Regions from separate parts of the Mus musculus genome. Here region 1 is linked to region 2. Evidence: chromatin loops called from intact Hi-C (ENCODE). Cell type or tissue: left cerebral cortex. All regions are shown on one strand. Links, peaks and the distances in the headings refer to the core of each region. The heading gives the core; the rest is flanking DNA. Region 1 holds the start of Gm39083 (a long non-coding RNA gene). Region 2 has its middle 14 kb from the start of Ern2.

Evidence for each region. A loop is a pair of places that touch in the nucleus more often than their neighbours do. Peaks named below come from ENCODE experiments on the same cell type or tissue, not always from the same donor. Only the 100,000 strongest peaks of a DNase experiment are listed, where the experiment ranks them.
Region 1: a loop joins it to region 2, with 2.4 times the contacts of the local background. A loop is called at or near these places in 5 of 42 quality-filtered maps.

Annotation. Positions count from the first base shown.
Region 1 is chr7:122,932,733-122,942,587 of GRCm38, forward strand. Gm39082 (a long non-coding RNA gene) reads left to right here. Exons shown (of 4, transcript XR_869923.1): 4 at 3,033-3,055. It overlaps Gm39083 (a long non-coding RNA gene), which reads left to right and starts at 3,104. Exons shown (of 3, transcript XR_869924.1): 1 at 3,104-3,131; 2 at 7,124-7,172; 3 at 7,347-7,626. In left cerebral cortex, for the core only: a CTCF peak has its summit at 4,038 (motif pointing left); DNase peaks (open chromatin) are centred at 5,899 and 6,040.
Region 2 is chr7:122,194,816-122,204,670 of GRCm38, forward strand. No RefSeq gene overlaps it. Among named protein-coding and RNA genes, the nearest start is that of Ern2, 14 kb to the left of the region's middle. In left cerebral cortex, for the core only: CTCF peaks have their summits at 2,679 and 4,713 (motif pointing right); DNase peaks (open chromatin) are centred at 2,694 and 4,710.

The DNA.
Region 1 (9,855 bases), core at 948-8,947, 740 kb after region 2:
TGGGTGCCTTTGGTAACAGACATTTGTTTTCTCATAGTCTGGGGTTGAAAAGTCCAAGATCAAGGTAGCTAAGAAGCTAAAATCAGTTTTTGGCGAAGACCTTTTTTTTGTTTGTTTTTGGGTTTTTTTTGTTTTTTGGTTTTTGTTTTTTTGTTTTTTTGAGACAGGGTTTCTCTGCCCTGGCTGTCCTGGAACTCACTCTGTAGACCAGGCTGAACTCAAACTAAGAAATCTGCCTGCCTCCCAAGTGCTGAGATTAAAGGCATACACCACCACTGCCACAGCAAGACATTTTAAAAACAAAAACAAAAACAAAACAGGGTCTCACTACATAGCCCTGGCTGACCTAAAACTCACTAGTAGACCAGGCTGGCCTTGAACTCAGAGATGTGAGATCTACTCTCCTCTGCCTCCTGAGTACTAGGATTAAATGCATGTGCCACACACCTGATGAAGGATGCTGTTCTGCTCTGGCAGGTATTCACATCTCATTCTTGGAGTAGAAGAATGGATAAGGAACACTTGTAGCACCCCTAACTCTATCATGAGGCCTTTGACATATGCATGACTGGAGAGGGAACAATTCATTTTATAGCAAAGCCTCTGATAGCCTGCACTATGTTATGATGTGAGATTTTTATTATTACAGCAGCCCACAAATTTTGTCTTAAATTATACATCAGTCCAATGTCAACTCCTGTCCCCTCATAGCAATATATGAGGACCACCAAGTCAACAACTCTAAATAAGTACCTGATACAAAATATGACACCTTATCAAGTGCCCTGCTGCCCTCTCCAATCTGTACCTGGTCACTCTTTGCTATATAAGTGAATTGCATCACCCCCCTGAAGCAAACCCTTCCATGGCTACCTTTTGTTCTTTGGGACTCTCAGAATCTACCCACAAAGACACTGACGTGAGGATGCGGTCCTTGATCTGGCAGTTGGGTTCCTCCCATTCACCATCAGAAATGAGAATCCAAGCATCCCATTAGGTTGACCCAGACAGTTAACACATATTCACAGTCTTGCAATGAGCAATGCTAACTCCACTGCTCTGTGTCAGCATTGATCCTAGGTCTTACGACCTTGGTCTTCTGAACAGCCAATAGGATGTTATTCAGACTCATTATACCGATGGCTCCTAGAACTGTAAGACTTGGAAAAGAAGTGGGCAACCACTGAGATTCCGGGTACTATGAAGTAGAAGATAACACAAACACACAAACACTCAGCCCCTGACACATTGATGATGCTTTTCTTCCAGCCTAGTGGTTAGAGACACTTGCTCCAAGACAAAGGAAAGAATACAGAATATTGCATGTTTGTTTCCTGCCACTAAAGACAGTATTTTGGTAGGTCCCTTTGGAGTTTTGAAAGCAGCTCACAGCTTCTTTGGGAATGCTGCCATGTATCTATCCCCCACTCAAACTACTTGCCTTAGCTGCCCCCAAGTGCTGAGGCTCTAGGCATGCACCAACCAGGTTGTTGCTTCTTGCTTAGTTGCTATCTTAGTTAGGGTTACTATTGCTGCGATGAAATACCAGGACCAAAAGACAAGTTAGGGAGAAAAGGGTTTACATGGCTTACGCTTCCACATCAATTTTTATTATTGATTGAAGAAGTCAGGACAGGAACTCAAAATAGGACAGGAACCTAGAGGCAGGAGCTGATGGCCTAGAGGCCATGGAGGGTTGCTGCTAACTGGCTGTCTCCCCATGGCTTGCTCAGCCTGTTTCCTTTTTTTTTTTTTTTTTTAAGATTTATTATTTATTTAATGTAAGTACACCGTAGCTGTCTTCAGACACACCAGAAGAGGGCATCAGATCTCATTACAGGTGGTTGTGAGCCACCATGTGGTTGCTGGGATTTGAACTTTGGACCTTCGGAAGAGCAGTCGGGTGCTCTTAACCACTGAGCCATCTCACCAGCCCCTCAGCCTGTTTTCTTATAGAACGCAGGACCACCACCCACTATGGGATGGGCCCTCCCCCATCCATCCTTAATTAAGAAAATTCTCAACAGCTGAATCTTATGGAGGAGGCATTTTCTCAGTTAAGGTTCCCTCCTTTCAGATACCTCTAGTTTGTGTGTCAAGTTGGCATAAGACCAGTTAGCAAGGTTGTTGTTGATTCTGAATTAGGCCCAGAGAAAAATACAGCTTTGTCTAGGTGCCAGCTTCAGAACAAGGGGTCCTAAAAATGTAGGCCCTATGACTTGACGGGTCTCCTGCCACAGAGATGCCCGAAGTGGGGAACAGTACTGTCCAAACTTGGGGAAGGTCCAGAAGCTTCTGAGATGTACCAAGACTTATAGGCAGGGTGTGGCTTAAATGGTTGGTCAAGATGCTGGAAGGAGCAAGAGTTGGGTATCAGAGATCTTGATGGGCAATTCTGCAGGGAAAGCTGCATGTGCATCCTCACATCTCACATCAATGCCAACTAGAAAACACACACAAAGACGGTGGGCAGGGGTTGTGTACTCTGCGCTGTCACTGTGCTGTCACAGTGTGTCCTTAAAGCAATTAACTGGTGGCAGAAACAGACTCAGCAAGGGTCCAACAACATGGTCATCCTTCCAAGACTGCCCCGGCTACTGAACATTCGGCGTACTGTACTCCTAGACTGGCACGGAATTCTCAATGCATGACATCCTGGTGGTACACAAATGTGGTGGCAGGGTGATTGCATTGAGCCATGTGTACCCGGTAAGAGGCTCCCCTCCTGAGAATGACTCTCCCCTACTAAGAACCACAAAAATCTAAGTGGGAATTTGTTTCCCTTTCTGTCTGTAGCGTATCACCACTCTCTAATGACTCCCAGGATCCCACGTGCCTGCTTGTGGATGTTTGAATAGGAGTGGCCCCCATTGGCTCATAGATTTGAATACTTAGTCACCAGGGAGTGGCACTACTTGACCGGGATTAGGAGGTGTGGCCTTGTTGGAAGTAGTGTGTCACTGGGGGTGGGCTTTGAGGTGTAAGAAGCTCAAGCCAGGCCCAATGTCTATCTTTATTCCTGCTGCCTGCAGATCTGGATATGGAACTCTCTGCTCCTTCTCCAGCACCGTGTCTGCCTACAGTCTGCCATGCTTCCTGCTATGCCGATAATGGACTAAACCTGTGAAACTGTAAGCCATCCTCAATTAAATGTTTTCTATTATAAGAGCTGTTATGGTCATGGACAGTATCTGACTGTCTAGCCCTAGCTGTGTAGCCCTAGAATTTGCTTAGTAGACTAGACTGGCCTTGAACTCAGAAATCTGCCTGCCTCTGCTTCTGCCTCTGCCTCCCAAGTGCTGAGATTAAAGGTGTGCACAACCACACCTCTGATTTTTTTTTCTTAGTCCTAAGAACTCATTTATGAAAGAAAAAAGTAACTGAGAATATGACAAGGTATGTCAGGTCCAGCAAGGCCTTGGTAGGGACAGAATGACACAGTTCCCGGGGACTTAGTAGGGGCAGAGCCAACAGATGTGGGCCTCCACAAGTATCAATGGCTGCTGTGGGCATAAGGCTTGTTTGTATGATAATGTATGTATTTTACGTTCCTCCTTCAAGGAATGTCCTCCCTGTTAATGTTAATGACTTCATAATAATCAGAGATAGCATGAGTCTGGGAGGCAAAGGTGTGGCTAATGTCTCAGCAAAATGGTGAGGACAGCCCTTAAGGCTGTGGAAAAGAACTCTAAAAATGTGGGTTCAAGGGACTGGCGAGATGGCTCAGTGGTTAAGAGCGCCGACTGCTCTTCCGAAGGTCCCGAGTTCAAATCCCAGCAACCACATGGTGGCTCACAACCATCCATAACGAAATCTGATGCCCTCTTCTGGAGTATCTGAGGACAGCTACAGTGTACTTACATATAATAAATAAATAAATCTTTTTAAAAAGTGGGTTCAAAAATATGTAATTTCTCAGGCTGAAGAGATGGCTCAGAGGTTGAGAGCACTGGTTGCTCTTCCAGAGATCCCCAGTTCAATTCCTAGGAAACACATGGTGGCTCAAAACTACCTGTAATGAGATCTGGTGCCCTCTTCTGGCAAGCAGACAGAGTACTGTATAATAAATAAATAAATAAATAAATAAATCTTAAAGGAAAAAAAAAAAAGCCTGGTGTGGCACCATGTGCTTGCAATTGTAACATCTAAGAGGTATAGACAGCTGATACCCAGGGCTTGCTGCCAGGAAGTCTCAAAAACATATAATTTCTCAGCTATGCAAAATGTAAGGATGCTATATGAATTATGAAGGACTTCACAAATCTAAAAGAACAAAAACAACTGCACTGTGAGCCAACTTGTCAGAAAGATACACAGGAAGAAGATAAAGAGATTTAGGAAGTGGTGATGGCAGGACATCCCACCCAGCTAAGTTGTTTGTTTGTTTGTTTGTTTGTTTATAGTTTATAGAGGCAGACAGATCCCTGAGTTCAGGGTCAGCCTGGGACACAACAAAGTTAGGCCCAGGTATGGTAGAAATGGTAATTTCAGGTCTGGGTCCCACCCAAATAGTTTAGTATCTGTGCTTAACAGAGGCAGGGGAATTCTTTTGCAATGTTTAAAAAAAAAAAGTGTACTTGCTCTCTCCAGAGAATTAAGGGTCTGGGGTCCAGGAATGCTGACTCATAGGATAATCAAAAGGGAACCTGGAGTCAATGATTGGATTGATATGTAAATTTAAAAACTGGGTTTGTGATCTGCAGGAGATGAGATATCCAGAGACATTTTTTTGGAATAGCAAGGGAGAACTGCTTAGAGAACTGTCTTGAGCAGAAAATAGAGAGAGAGAGAGCTGTCTGGAGATCTTCAGAGAAAGCAGATGAACAGAGAGAAAGCAGGCTGGAAAGCTGTCTTGGAAAGCAGAGCATAGGCCACCAGCTTGATCCCACAGTCTTTGTTTTGGGAATTCTGGTGTGTCCCTGGAGTGTGTCCCCTTGTTGCTGCTGATTCTCAGTTCCTGGTAAGGCAGAACTTCACAGCAGTGGCAGAAGCAACTGACCTCATTACAGATAGACAGCAGAGGAAGTGCCAGACACAAAGGGGCACAGGACCATCCAGATACATCCTTCCAAGGATGCTCTCAATGACCAGCTTCCTTCAGTTAAGCCCACCTCCTTACCTCTCACCACTTCCCAGGATTGCCACCATGATGCAAATCCATCAAGGGGATAGTGTATTAATTACGTCAGAGACCTAAGAAGCCAGTCACTTCCCAGAGCCCATCAGCTGGCAACCAAGTCCCCAGTACGTGGGCCCTCCTGTAGCCCCAGTACGCAGGCTGCTTCATAGACACACAATAATGATGCCTATGTAATAGAATACTGAGATGATCCATTCATGATGCTACCAAGACTCCAGTCTAGGAATGATACCTTGCAGATTAAAATGTTGTCCATCAAGATATGATACACACTCTGAGCCAACAACCTGTAGATGGTAGTGCCCCCTTAACACAATACAGAGACCTAAAATCTAACAGGCAGACATGTTGTCTCTACCACCACTCCCAACAGCACACTTAGAGAATCTAGATCACCTCTCTCCCTGAAACCTTAAATCCTGCAGTTTGAGGCCCTGATTCTCTTGGGGGGGAGACAGTTCTACTGAATGAGACCGTAATCATCCCTCTAAGCTGAAGCCTGATCACCTGGAGCTCTGAGCACCAGTAGCCTAGCAACAGAAGATGGTGCCACTATCCCAGTAGAGCTAATTGGTTGTCATTATCAAAAAGACCCCAAATCTCTGCTATGCAATGAAGACAGAGTGGAGATGTTTCTAATGCAGAGAGGACTTACTAAAAAAATTCTGTGTTCTGAGCTAGTTTCACCTGTGAAAAGGCAGTCACAGCAATCCAGCCTGCTTTGAGCTTCACACCAGAAGCTCAGAGCCCTCAGGCATGAAATCTGGGTTAAAGCACCAGGCAAGCAAAAAAGAGCAAAGGAGCACAGGAAAAGATGCTCATCATCACCGGTCATTAGGGGCATTCTAATCAAAGCCACTGTGGCTTACCGTCCTCACCAGGAGGCCGTGATCAGGAAGAAAGACAAGTAAGTGCTGGTGCGCGTGGAGAGAAACTGGACCGGAGCCTTCTTATGCCGCTGGAGGGATGCAGAAAGGAGCAGCCTCTTTGTGGAAAAGTTTGACAGTTTCTTAAATTATAAAACACGGGGTTACCATAGAACCCAGAAATTCTGCTCCTGGCTATATATATCTAAGGGAAATTCATACACATGTCTACACAAAAAAAAGCACACAAGTATTCACAGCTGCCAAACATCTATTGTTCATGATATCAAAAAGGTAAAGACGGCTGGTGAGATGGCTCAGTGGGTAAGAGCACCCGACTGCTCTTCCGAAGGTCCAGAGTTCAAATCCCAGCAACCACATGGTGGCTCACAACCATCCGTAACGAGATCTGACTCCCTCTTCTGGAGTGTCTGAAGACAGCTATAATGTACTTCCATATAATAAATAAATAAATCTAAAAAAAAAAGGTAAAGACAAGTCCAATATCTATCTTCAAGGGTTAATAAGGTACTGTCATGATCCAATGTGTTTCAGCCATGAAAAGGCATGAACAAAGCAGAAGTGGGGGCTTCCTAGTGAAAGAAAGGGAACCAGCCGCAGACAGGAAGGAACTGGGGGTGGGAAATAAAATACAGTGAAGTATAATGCCACATCCGTATGAAAATGTCTTGAAACCCTTATTTGTTATACTGTCTTAAACGATTAGCTTCTTTAAAACATGTCTTAAAAGAGTCATTAACTGGTGGTTTAGTTTAGTGTGTAAAAGTACCTGCCACACAGCCTGGACTCAATCCCTAGAACTCAGAAAACTAGATACAGTGGCTCACATCTGTAATCTCAGCACTTCCATGAGATATTCTCTCTCTCTCTCTCTCTCTCTCTCTCTCTCTCTCACGCACACACACACACACACACACACACACACACACACACACACACACACAGAGAGAGAGAGAGTAGTGGTAATAATAAATAAAATAAAACCAGTCTATAATAAAAGCAGCCATTGTGTCAACACCTCCCTATAGAGACATAGATGTAGATATAGTTGTATACAAGACAACTCTGAACGGCATTTTCCTTACTTTCTCCCCAGGTTTCTCTGTGGTGTTTGGAACCCAGTTGCCCCAACAATGACCTGCTCGGTAACCTTCCTAATGGGCCTCTCTCCCTCCTGGTGCCTCCGTGTCTCTGTCCCATAGTAGTGGTTCTTTGGATTAACACACACACACACACACACACACACAGATGATGATGATGGTGATGATGATGATGATGATGCAATTAGTTTTAAAGATGTCTTTAATTTGTCCTTTCAGCAACCTAAACCAAAGGAGATCTATAGTCTTCTCTTGAATTCCTTCCTGGTCACAGGAAGGAGGTAGAAGATGGCTGTCTGTGTGGGAACTTTCCAGGGTCTCCTTGGCTTCAGCCCACCTCCAGCCACTGTCAATATACCTACCCTACTTTGCCACATCAGAAAGCAGCAGCGCCATGAAGGATTCCTGGTATCTCATTTGATCGAGGCCATGAAATTTCTAACCCTAACTGCATCAGGCGACTCAATTGTCAGCAGGGAAAGGCAAGAGGAAACGGTTAAATCTTAATTTCTGACCTCCTTAAAAACCAAAAACTAAAATGCAACGCAAGACGTTAACAGAGGGGAAACTCCACGAGCTCTTTCTGATTGGTACAAAGCACGGGACCAACCTTCGTGAATACCACACCCAGCAGGATGTTTAGCAGTCAAAGGATAAGCACACCAGCTCCTGCAATTGCTATTCATCTGAGCCTCTCTTGTTCTACCACTCATAGCATCCGACTGAAAGCGAAAGTGTAAATGTGTCGGGGGTTGGTCTGAGGCTGGTAGGCTTTTAAATGTTAAATACTACCCCCAAGATCTAGTTGCCCAAGGCAAGCAGATCCTCACATTCAACAAGTAAACTTTTTTTTTTACTCTATGTAAACCTTGCTCCCTACTTTAATATTATTTGATTAATAAAAGGCTAGAGCCTGTGACTGGGCAATAGAGAGACAAGCAGGACTTGAGGATCGAGTGAGGGGTTTCAGGAGAGACCAGAAGGAGGAGGAGAAAGGAGGTAGAGAGAGGGGAAGGTTGCCATGAGGGAGGTGGAGCCTGAGGACAGGCGGATGGGACAGAGATATCCGGGACTGAGACTCAAACAGCAAGGAACAAGGGACATTTGACTGGGATTTAAGTTAGAATAGCTCACAGCCTGCCCAATCTGGGCTTAGAGCTTGTAAATTATCAGGATTTTGTACCTTTTATTCGGGCTAGCTGGAATAAATAATTCATTTACATAAATGTATCATCATTTTTAGACATTAGTGACCTCGCTGTAGGAAATCCTGCAAATTCCCACACCACAGAAACTATTAGTGCTAATAAATTCAGCAAGTGTACGCGGTAGCAGCAGGACACACAAACGCAGTCAGCTGTGTTTCCATACATCAGCACCGGGTAACCTGAAAACTCAATTAGGAAAACAATTCCACTTATAATAGCATCAAATTGAATACAACACTTTGGAACAAATTTAACCCAGGAGGTATGAAAATCGGCCACTGAAAACTCTAATATGTCAGTGAGATAAATTAAACAAGGCTGGCATTAGTGAAACAGAAAACACGACAGGGCTACCCAAGCATGCAATAGGTACAAAAAGCCCAACAACCTTTTTCTGTACATATTTGTGTGAGTGGACTGTGAGTGTGTTTTTCTCACCTGTACAGAGGCACGTGCATTCGTTGGTGCACATAGAACGGGTGCCAGTCACTCTCCAGCTCCTCAATCCAGGCAGTGTCTCACTTGACCCCGGACTTGCCTGCTCTGGGGACTCCCCAGTGCTGGGGTTATAAACTGGTCATCAAGCCCATGTGGTATTGATGTGTGTGCTGGGGGAGTCCAAACCCCAGCCTTCACGCTTGCTGAACAAGCAGAGTACCCACTGGGCCGTCACACCAGCCCCTCCACAACTTTTTTTTTGACAAATGTGGGAAACTTGACTCTAAAACTCACATGGAATGAGAAGAGCCCCCGAGTAACTGAATTCTTTACAAAGAAAACCCTCAAACAGAACATGGTGGCTCAAATCTGGAACACCAAGACTCCGGAGATGGAAACAGGAGGGTCAGGATCCAAGTGATCTTTACTTATAAATATATAAGAATAGAGTTAGAGAGAGGGAGTATGGGGCCAACCTGAGCTACCTGAGACCAGGTCAAAAGAAGAAACAAAGCAAAAGTTGAGTTTAAGGAATCGAAGTTTGTTGTTTTTAAAACTCACTCAAGGGACACTGATATAAAGATAGATAATAAAACGTGGACCAGGATTCAAAAATCTAGAGGTTAATCCATGCATCCTGGTGAGGCAACATTCTTTTTTTTGAAAATCTTGTCTCCAGGTTTATTTATTTTTATTTTACGTGTATGGGTTTTGGTTTGGTTTGGTTTTTTTTTCCCCCCTTCATGCATGTTTGTGCACCTCATGCATGTAGTGTCTACAGGGGCCAGAAGAGGGCGTCAGAGTCCCTGAGACTGGAGTTAGAGATGGCTGTGCGCTGCCATGTGAGTGCTGATAAAAGAATCTGCATCCTCTGGAAGAGCCATCAGTGCTCTTACCTGACGAGGCATTGCTCCAGCCCCTCGGTAACGTGATTTTCACAAGTGTATCAAGACAACGCAGTAAGGGGAAGAACTTCGCCTTCAGTGAAGTTGAGACACTTCAATATCCACACGCTAGTAAGTGAAGTTCACAGCCTGTTTTACACATCACCAAAAAATGATTCAAAGGCGGTGGTGGCACAC
Region 2 (9,855 bases), core at 605-8,604:
GTAGAGTGCTTGCTTAGCCCTGGGGTTCAGTCCCTAGCACCTCATAAAATGCAGCATAGTGGTGCATGTTTGTGGATCTCAGTACTAGGGAAGAATAAGCAAAAGTATCAGGAGTTCAAAGTTACCCTTGGCTGGGCTACATGAGAGCTGGCATCCAAAAGCAGACAGAATAGAACACATAGGAGGGAAAGAGGGAGGAGAGACAAAGGAAGGGGGAGGAGGAGAAAGAGAAGGAGGAGGAGGAGGGGGAGGGGGAGGAGGAGGACAGAGAGGGTACGAGGAAAGAGAGAGGAATATGGAATGGAGTGTGTTGGCTTGCCATTGAGTGCTTGCAATAGGCTACGGGGAGTCTGCTACAGGAATGAAGAGAAGAAGGTCACAGTGATACACATATAGAAAATAAAACTGGGTGTAGTAGGACATGCATGTCATCACAGCACTTGAGAGGCTGAGGCAGGAGGATTGTTAAGTTAAAGAAAGCCCTGCTTGGAGACATAGTGAGACCTGTTTTGTAAAAGTAACTTTTATTTACCTGAAGCAATTGTTGTCTTGGAAGCTTACTGCCTCCGTCTGTTAACCTAGGCCCAGTCCTGGAAGCTTCTAGCCTCCGTCTAATCTAATCTAGGCCTAGAATGTTTTCAGCTTCTAAGACTTGCTTCTTCTGAGCTCTGGCTGGCTGATTCAACTCAACTGTTTGGGCTCAGACTCCTTTCCAAGCTGACTGATTCAATCTGACTTCTCTAGGCTTTCCCTGAATTGCTCTGCTGGGCCTCAAACTAACTCTGACAATCTGTTCTAATCTTCTGGCTCCTTTTCATTCTCTAGCTCATTCTGTCTTTTTCTGTGTCTGGTTTGTTCTCTCTTAAACCTGTCTCTGTAAAACTCTCCTGGTAAAACTGTCTCCTTTTCTCTCATTTCTCTTTTCTCTGCCTGCACTGCTCTCTTAAGTAGCTTCCCTTTCACCTCCTCAAGAGAGTTGTGCATATCCTATTCTGTCAAATCTTTCTCTGACTCGACACTTTGTCTGTCACTCAATTAGATGTCATTTTCAAACATGGCTGCTTTCTTCTACAAACTAACTTTACCTTTATTGTTTGGGATTAACAGTGTGTACTAAGGGCATGTCTGTATTCCAGCCAGAGGAATTAAAGGTGTGTGATAAGGGATGAGCCACACCAGAATACCATCCTGGGGTTTACGGTATGATCAAATGTCTTGCAACACTGTCTCAAAAAACAACCCAACCAATCAAGTTAGCAATCAACAATAGAAGATCCTTTCCTTATGCATCTTTCCAATCTACATAAAAGTAAGCATTTACGTGGCATTGATGTGCGTCTTGCTCCTGACAAATGAAGGAGCTGTTTGCTGACACTGTTAATGTCCAGTATTATGGTCTGGAGGTCTGTTAACCCAGAGTTCATGTTTTAAAGACTTAGTGGCCAGGATGATGATGTTAGGAGTAATGGACCTTTAAGAGGTGGGGCCAAGTGGAAAGTCTTTAGGTCATTAGGAAGAGAGGACCAGGAAGGGGTTGTGGGACTCCAGCATCTGGCTTTGTGTTTTGAGATGTGATCTTTTCTCTTGGCTACACCCTACCATTTATTGTAGATTCCTGATAGAGCCTCATATTGTGTGGCCTCCAATACTGTGAGTTAAATAAACACCCCCTTTAAAAAAAGTTTATAATCACATTTACTTGTTTACTTGTATGTGTGTGGTCCTATGTGCCATGGCACACCTATGTGCACACGTGTGGAGGTCAGAGGACAATTTGTAAGAGTCGCTTTTCTCGTTTCACCAGGTAGGTCCTGAATATTGAACTTAGGTCATCAGGTCTTCTGCTGTGTTACTGGTCCTATACCTGTTTTTCTTTTTTGTTTTTGTTTTGTCCAGCCAGCCTTAGGTGTTTTAGTAACAACAGCAACAAAATAGAGAAATATAGTGTCCTAGTTTGGTTTCTGTTGCTGTGGTAAGCGGCAAGGCCAAAAGCAACTTGGGGAAGAAAGGGCTTATTTGGCCTTACAGGCTATAGGTCATCAAGGGAGGCTTGGGCAGGAAGCTGGAGGCAGGACCGGAAGCAGAAGCCAGGACCGGAAGCAGAAGCCAGGACCGGAAGCAGAAGCCAGGAAGAGATGCTGCTCACCGATTTGCTTTCTTACACAATCCAGAACCATCAACCCAGAGGTGGTGCCACCCACAGTGTACTGGGCCCTCTCATATTAATCATTAATCAAGAAAAACAGCACCCACAGGCTTGCCTCCAGGCCAACCGGATGGAGGCAATTCCTCAGGTGAAGCTCCTGCTTCCCAGGCCGTTCTAGTTTGTGTCACGTTAATAAACGAACCAGCACATTCTCTTAGGCTTCAACACCCGCCAGTCCTGCACTAACACCCTCCAGAGCGCCATTGGTCACAGACTATGAGTCTTTTTTTTTTTTTAACCTTCTGCATATAAAAACAGTCATTGTTGAAAAAGTATTCTGCATCTTCTTCACAGACTTATGTTCTTAATAAGTTAACTAACTTACAGGAGAAGTTCTATCGTCCTCAATCTACAGACGAACAAACCATGTTTCAGAGACATTAAGTAATTTACTCACCTAATCAAAGCTAGTCGTTTGTTGGGTGGGTGACTAGTACTCCAACCTAGCTTAGTGATCTTGCCTCAAGGGAGGCCTCTAGTGGTAACATGCCAAACTGCAGGCTTATCATTCCTTTTGAAGGAAAGACTTAAGGACTCTCTGCTGCTGATGATTAAGAAAGATTGGTTATCCTGGACATGGAGTGAGAAGGAAGGGAGGGACAGGACTTGGAGGTAGTGATCCCAAGGCACGTGGGAGGCTGTGGGATCATGTTGTATTTTTTTGTGGGGATGCCTGGGAACTTTTTCTGTTTATATTTCAGTGGTGCAGTAGATCCTGTGCCTAGAGCCAACTGCCACATTTTCATACATTTTTTATGAGTGACTGGTAATTGTGACTATCAGGGCATGGTGGCACTTTCCAACAGCCCCAGCCTTCTGGCTCAGGTTCAGGTATCAGAGTTGGAGACCAGGCTGGGTTCCTTAACAAGACCTTGCCTCAGAGGGGGAAAAAAAATAAAACAAACAGACAAAATAAAAAATATTGACAACTGGCAGAATGTAGTGGCACACGCCTTTAATCCCAGCACTTAGGAGGTCAGCTTGGTCTACAGAGCAAGTTCCAGGACAGCCAGGTCTACACAGAGAAACTCTGTCTAATAACACAACAATAACAATGCTGGTGACAATAAATAATAATAATAATTAATAATAATAATACCAAGTACCAGGCCTGTGCCAAAACTGAGTACTAGAGATAAGAGTCCACACATTAATTGGAAGCAAAACTATAGAGCCAAGACTGGAAACTTAGTGTACCCCATTCCCCCATACTTTTTTGAAACAAGGTCTCACTATGTAACTCAAGCTGCCTCATCCTCTTAAAGTACTGGGGTTAACTGTGAGCTATCACACTCTTAAGTTCTTCTCAACGAGAAGACCCCCGGATATGTCTTATTCCCCCCACCACCTCTTTTCAGTCTCTCTGTAGGACTAAGTAGCATGATGCTCTGGGGTTGTCCTGGGCTCGTTGTTGGATGGGTTCCTGTTTTTGACAGGCATCATCATAAGCAGTATTTGACACAGGTGAACTCTTAGCCATGTGTTACAGTGTATCCTAAACAGAACAAATGAGCTGACCCCTTAGTGTGTGGACACAGCAGGCAACAGTCAAGGTCTGAAAGGCCTGTAGGTGTCGTAGATCCGGTGATCCAGGACTCTTTGGAGTTGAGCAAGAACACTTCTTTTTTGTTTTGTTTTTCGAGACAGGGTTTCTCTGGGTAGCCCTGGCTGTCCTGGAACTCACTTTGTAAACCAGGCTGACCTCAGAAATCTGCCAGCCTCTGCCTCCCGAGTGCTGGGATTAAAGGCTCGCGCCACCACGCCCAGCTGCAAGAGCACTTCTGACAGCAAGCTTTCCTTGCTAAAATGCCTGACAAGAGGCTGCACTTCAAGTTCTGGGTTACTAGGAAGAAGGGTGGCGGCCTGTTGTGTTCCAGGAAACCACTTTCTCTCAGTACACTCCTGGGAGAGGCCTATGGCATGCCCAGGACTCAAGTTCACAGTTTGGCCTACAGGCTAACTATTTTTATGTGTATGAAAATTTTGCCTGTACGTACAGAGGGCACCAGATACCTTGGAAGTTATAGATGGTTGTGAGCCAACAAGTGACCTTAACAGCTGAGGCCCCTCTCATTTTTTTTTGTTTTTGTTTTTGTTTTGCTTTTGTTTTGTTTTGTGAGGCAGGGTTTCTTTGTGTAATAGCCCTGGGTGTCCTTGACTTGCTTTGTAGACCAGGCTGGCCTCGAGCTCACAGAGATCCACCTGCCTCTGCCTCCCAAGAGCTGGGATTAAAAGCACCTGCCACCACAGCACCTTACAGCTAGCTCTGAATGGTTCCTGTTTTGTTTTTGTTTTTCCTTGAATCTGATATGCTAGAAATATGTAGCGTTACCCTTGACTCATGTGTTCTCTCCTTTTTTTCTTTCACCCGCCAACCCCTCTGCAGAGAGGTTCTAAGTAGTTCCTTAGGAAAAAAACCCTTTGCCCTGGAATTTATCTTATCTGACCTTTACAACTGCGTGTGTGTACTCTGTAGGTCAAGGATGTAACATCATTTACTTACAGCAGGGGGCAGTAGAGTGTAGCAGATAAATGTCTGTGGCTGTAACTGGGTTTGAAATTTGATTTCAGTCGTGCCCTACGTGAACATAGAGCTTTTTCAGAGAGAAAATCTTAAACTATGTATCCTCCAATGGATATATAATTATTTTAAAATTTATACATGATTCCTGCCCTAATATTTTATGTGTATATAGTATAGAATGTAATGGAATGAAATTCAAGTGAAAAAAAAAAAGATGAAATTCTCCTTAACATATTTTATTGACAATCAATTGCACATGTCATAAATTCACAACCTAGCCTGGAGATATAGCTCAGTGGTTAAGAGCCCTTACCTAGGTTTGATTCCTAACCCCTGCACAGTGGCTCGCAACCTCTTGTAATCTCAGTGACTGGGGATCCAACATCCTTTTCTGGTCTCTGAGAAGGGCTCCTGCACACAGGTGATATATCTTCACGCAGGCTCACAGATATACACACCAAAACTTTAATCTTAAGAAAAGACTTACTTATTTTAGTTTTAATTATTGTCTTAGTTATTTTTCTATTGCTGTGACCAAACTCCATGACCAAGGCATGAAGGAAAGCATTTGACTGGGCTTATGGTTTCAGAGGGTTAGAGTCCACACTGGCAGAGGGAAAACATGGTGGCTGGAACAGGTAAAAGCTCTCATCTTGATCAGTGAGTGGGGAGAGAGAGCACACAGGGAATGGCTGGAGACCTTCGAAACCTCAACGCTCTCCCCTCAGTGAGGCATGTCCTCCGTCAAGGCCATACTTCGAAATCTTTCTCAAACAGTTCCACCAACTGAGGACCAGGTATTCAAACATAGGAGTCTATGGGCGAGCCACTCTCGTTCAAACCACCCCATTTACGAATGTATGCCTAAATAAGTTTTATATATTTGCAGGTACTCACAGAGGCCAGAGTGCATCAGATTCCCTGGAACTGATGACAGGTGGTTGTGAGCCAACTGTTATGGATGCTGGAAACTGAACCCAGGCCCTCTGCTAGAGAGAGCAGTGGGCACACTTAGCCACTGAGCCAGCTCTCCAGCTCCTTAAAATCAAATCTAAAACAAACAATCCCCCAAAACAACACACACACACACACAGAGGGAGAGAGAGAGAGAGAGAGAGAGAGAGAGAGAGAGAGAGAGAGAGAGAGAGAGAGAGACAGAGAGAGACAGAGAGAGACAGAGAGAGACAGAGAGAGACAGAGAAACAGAGACAGAGACAGTGTGAGAACCTGGTATGTTTTGGCATCATGAACACACTATGCCGTTAACATCCATCAGACACAAAGGTTTTTCATACCCCTGCAATCTACCTGCTCACACTTCCTAAACAGTCACTCACTGCTCAGCGAGTCTGCTTCCTGTCCCTGTGGGTTAGTTTGCATTTCTTAGAGGTGGATTTTTATGTACATGTGGGTTTTTTTTTACATTTATTTATTGTGTCTCAGTGTGTATATGTGTGTGTCTCGCATGCGCGCATGCCTGCTGCCTTGCACACGTGTTGGTCAAGGGACATCTTTAGAGGGGCTGGCTCTCTCCTTCGACCTTGTGGGTTACGGTGACAATGCACATTCTCAGATCCTCATGCCTGGCACTGAGCATCCTTGTCCTTACCTGCTGAGCTGTCTCACTGATCCCGAAGTTTGCCAATGATATGTAGCATAATTATTTAAAATGTTCCATTGCATTTGTACATCTACTTTTGTGTGTTCGGGAGCTTGCGCATGTGGCTGTATAGACATGCCCATGCCACAGCATTCATGTGGAGATCAGAGGACATCCACTGTGTGAATTCAGGTGACCGAACTCACGCCATCAGGCTTGGCAGCAAGCCCCCTTTTACCTGCTCAGCCACCTCACTGGCCCCCTTTTACCTGCTCAGCCACCTCACTGGCCCCAGAACAGGTTCTTTTCCTTGTTGGTCTGTCTTCTTTTTACTCAGCACAACTAATTTGAGTTCCAGTATATTCACAGATGAAACCGAGGGCGAGACACGGGTGCGATGACTTTAAATAAGATTTTGTGTGTAAGTGAAACTATCTTCAATTTTTAAATTTTGGTTTTGATTGAACTTAAATTAAAAATGATTTATTCTTTTTTTTTTTATGTGGGTGCATGTGTGCATGTTTTTATGTGGCAGGTGAATCTCTGTGAATTTAAGGCTAGTCTGGTAGTCTGGCCTATACAGCAAATTCCAGGTTAGACAGGCCTACATAGTGAGACTCTGTCTCAATAAAATAACTAAATAAAATAAAATAATGAGAGAGAGAGCGCGCCAGGATTTCTCTAACTAGACTAGATTAGCTGAGCTCCCAGGGACCTGCCTGTTCCTACCTTCCATGTCACTTTGAAACACAGGCACATACCACTGTGCCCAGTTTTGTTGTTTTGTTTGTTTCATTTCTTTTCTTTTCTTTTCTTTTCTTTCTTTCTTTCTTTCTTTCTTTTTTTTTTTTTTTGAGACAGGGTTTTTCTGTGTAGCCCTGGCTGTCCTGGAACTCACTCTGTAGACCAGGCTGGCCTTGAACTCATAAATCAGCCTGCCTCTGCCTCCCAAGAGCTGGGATTAAAGGTGTGTGCCACCACTGCCCTGCATTGTTTTTTTAGAACTCGAATTCAGGAACTCACACTTGCCTTGCTGACTTGGCCGTCTCCTCTGCTGTTATTCATGGTTTTAAACACAGGGGCCGGCTAGCTGTGAATTCTCAGGGTTCTCCTCCCCTGCCTCCTGAGTGCTGGAATTCCGGGCACACACCACCATGCCCAGCTTAGTGTTTGTCATGTGTTCAGGCACAGCCATATGGAAAAGTAAGAAGTGGAAAGACTCTCACTAAAGGCCACCCCGAATCTATCTCAGTTGTCCCTTCTCATTGTCCAGGTCCCCACTTCATCAGAAGTATCTTTCATATTCAGTCCTGCATGTATGAAAACATAGGTATTTTTTGTGCTCTCCCAGTGTTTAAAGAAAACATCAACCCCCAAGAATATGTACTGGCCTACAGTTAGCTTTTCTCACTTGGTATATCTTAGAGGTGTTTCCATAAAAATCTGTAGAAAGCGCTCCCCACCCCTTCCAGCTTCATCATATTTCATTAACCTAATGGACACGTGGGTGGTTTCCAAGATTTTGCTGGAAAGGACAATGCTACGTCAGATGATCTTGCACAGTGCGATGTCTTACAAGTGGGTAAGGGTTTTCATAGGGAAAATTCTTAGAATTCTCAGTGCAGGATCCAGAAGAACACACATTTATCATTTTGTGACCCCCATGACTGGACAAAACGGAGACAGAGTCACCCACCCAAACTGGATAGATGAGACTTCCTGCTTCCCCAGGGTCTCACCAACGGTGTTTATCCAACACTTGGAGTCCTCCCATTTTTGAAAATGAAAAAAATCTTGGTGTAGCTTTAATTTGCATTTTCCTTAATATGATGGGTGTTAAACTGTGTGTTTTCTTTTCAAGTGTTTCTTAGGGCTTATGTGATAGATGGCTTATAGAGTAAAGGAGCTTCTAAGGGCGCTGATGACCTAATTTCATCTCTGGGCTCCACATGGTGGAAGAAAAAAACCAACCTGAACTAACCAACACACACATACATACTGTACCACACAAGCACATGTGCATGCACACATGACTGTAAAAAAAATTATTCCTAAAAAAGCCTTGCTAAGCCAGATGATGATGGTGCATATCTTAATCCCAGCAGTTGTGAGGCAGAAGCAGGTGGATCTCTGTGAGTTCGAGACCAACCTGGTCCACAGAACCAGTTCCAGGACAGCCAAGGGCACACAGAAAAACTCTTGTCTTGAAAAAAAAAAGTCTTGCTAGTAGTGATAACTTCATAAATTATCTAAATTCTCAAGGTGTGAAACCTGCCAAGGGTTACAGATGACATTTCCTTCCTTCCTTCCTTCCTTCCTTCCTTCCTTCCTTCCTTCCTTCCTCCTTTCCTTTTTGAGACAGGGTTTTTCTGTGTAATACTGGCTGTCCTGGAACTCACTCTGTAGACCAGGCTGGCCTTGAACTCAGGGATCCACCTGCCTCTGCCTCCCGAGTGCTGGGATTAAAGGCGTGTGCTTCCACGTTCTGCTACAGGCAGGTGGAGTTTTCTAGACCTTTCCACCTGGAGGACTCTGCGTGTTGGATAATCACTGTTGGTGAGACCCTGGGGAAACAGGCAGTCTTGTCCGTTCACTGTGGGTAGATGGGTCCATGACTCTGTCTCACTTCTGTGGAGTCACAGGGGCACAAAATGACAGATGTGTACTGTGAGTGGAGAAGTCCTCACTGTCTAGATTCTGTCTCCTGGAGTTACACATACAGGCTAACCACCTACAATCATGGATCTAAATTAGTGTGTGCACACAGGACTCTCTGGTCTGCTTAGATGTGTTGTGTGACTCTGGGTGGTTCCAATTGCACTTAGCTATTTTAATTACACCGTGAGTTAGGAACCTGATTTCCCATGTGAGTGCAGCCCATTGTCCTGGAAAGAGGGTCACTTCCCTTGGAAAATTTAAGGTTTGTTGGAATAGCATTTTATTATCTACTTCCTATGGCTTCTGTGCTGCAAGGGCAGAGTTGGGTAAACACAGAGTGTGAGGGTTGTAAAGCTGGGGGTGTTTACAGAGCAAGCTGCCAACTCCTGTCTTACAAAAGCAGAGTGGCCCTTGCTGAAAAAGAACTTTCCTTTCTTCCTCTTCTCTCCTATCTCTTTCTTTTCCTTCTTTTCTTTTTCCTTCTTTCCTCTCTCTTTTTCATTTTTCTCCCATCTCCCCCTCTCGTCCTCCTCTCCTCCTCTTCCTTTCCCTCCTCTCCTTTCCCTTCCTTTCTCTCTTTTCACCTCCTCTTCTTGCCTTTCTTTTTGAAAGATTCTCATTATATAGTTCCTGTGGGCTTGTGAAAAAAAATCATGTTTCATTTGTATACACACACACACACACACACACACATTTTGAAATAACCGACATTAGTTTGAGTTAGAGGTAGAGACACTGTTTTGGGGATGGGTTCCTGAGTGGGCCCCTTGCCCCTGCAGACAGAGCAAACACCCACCCGTGAAAACTGTGCTGTCGATCCAATCTCCAGGCATGTGACTAGGCTGCCTTGTGTCCTAGTGGACACTA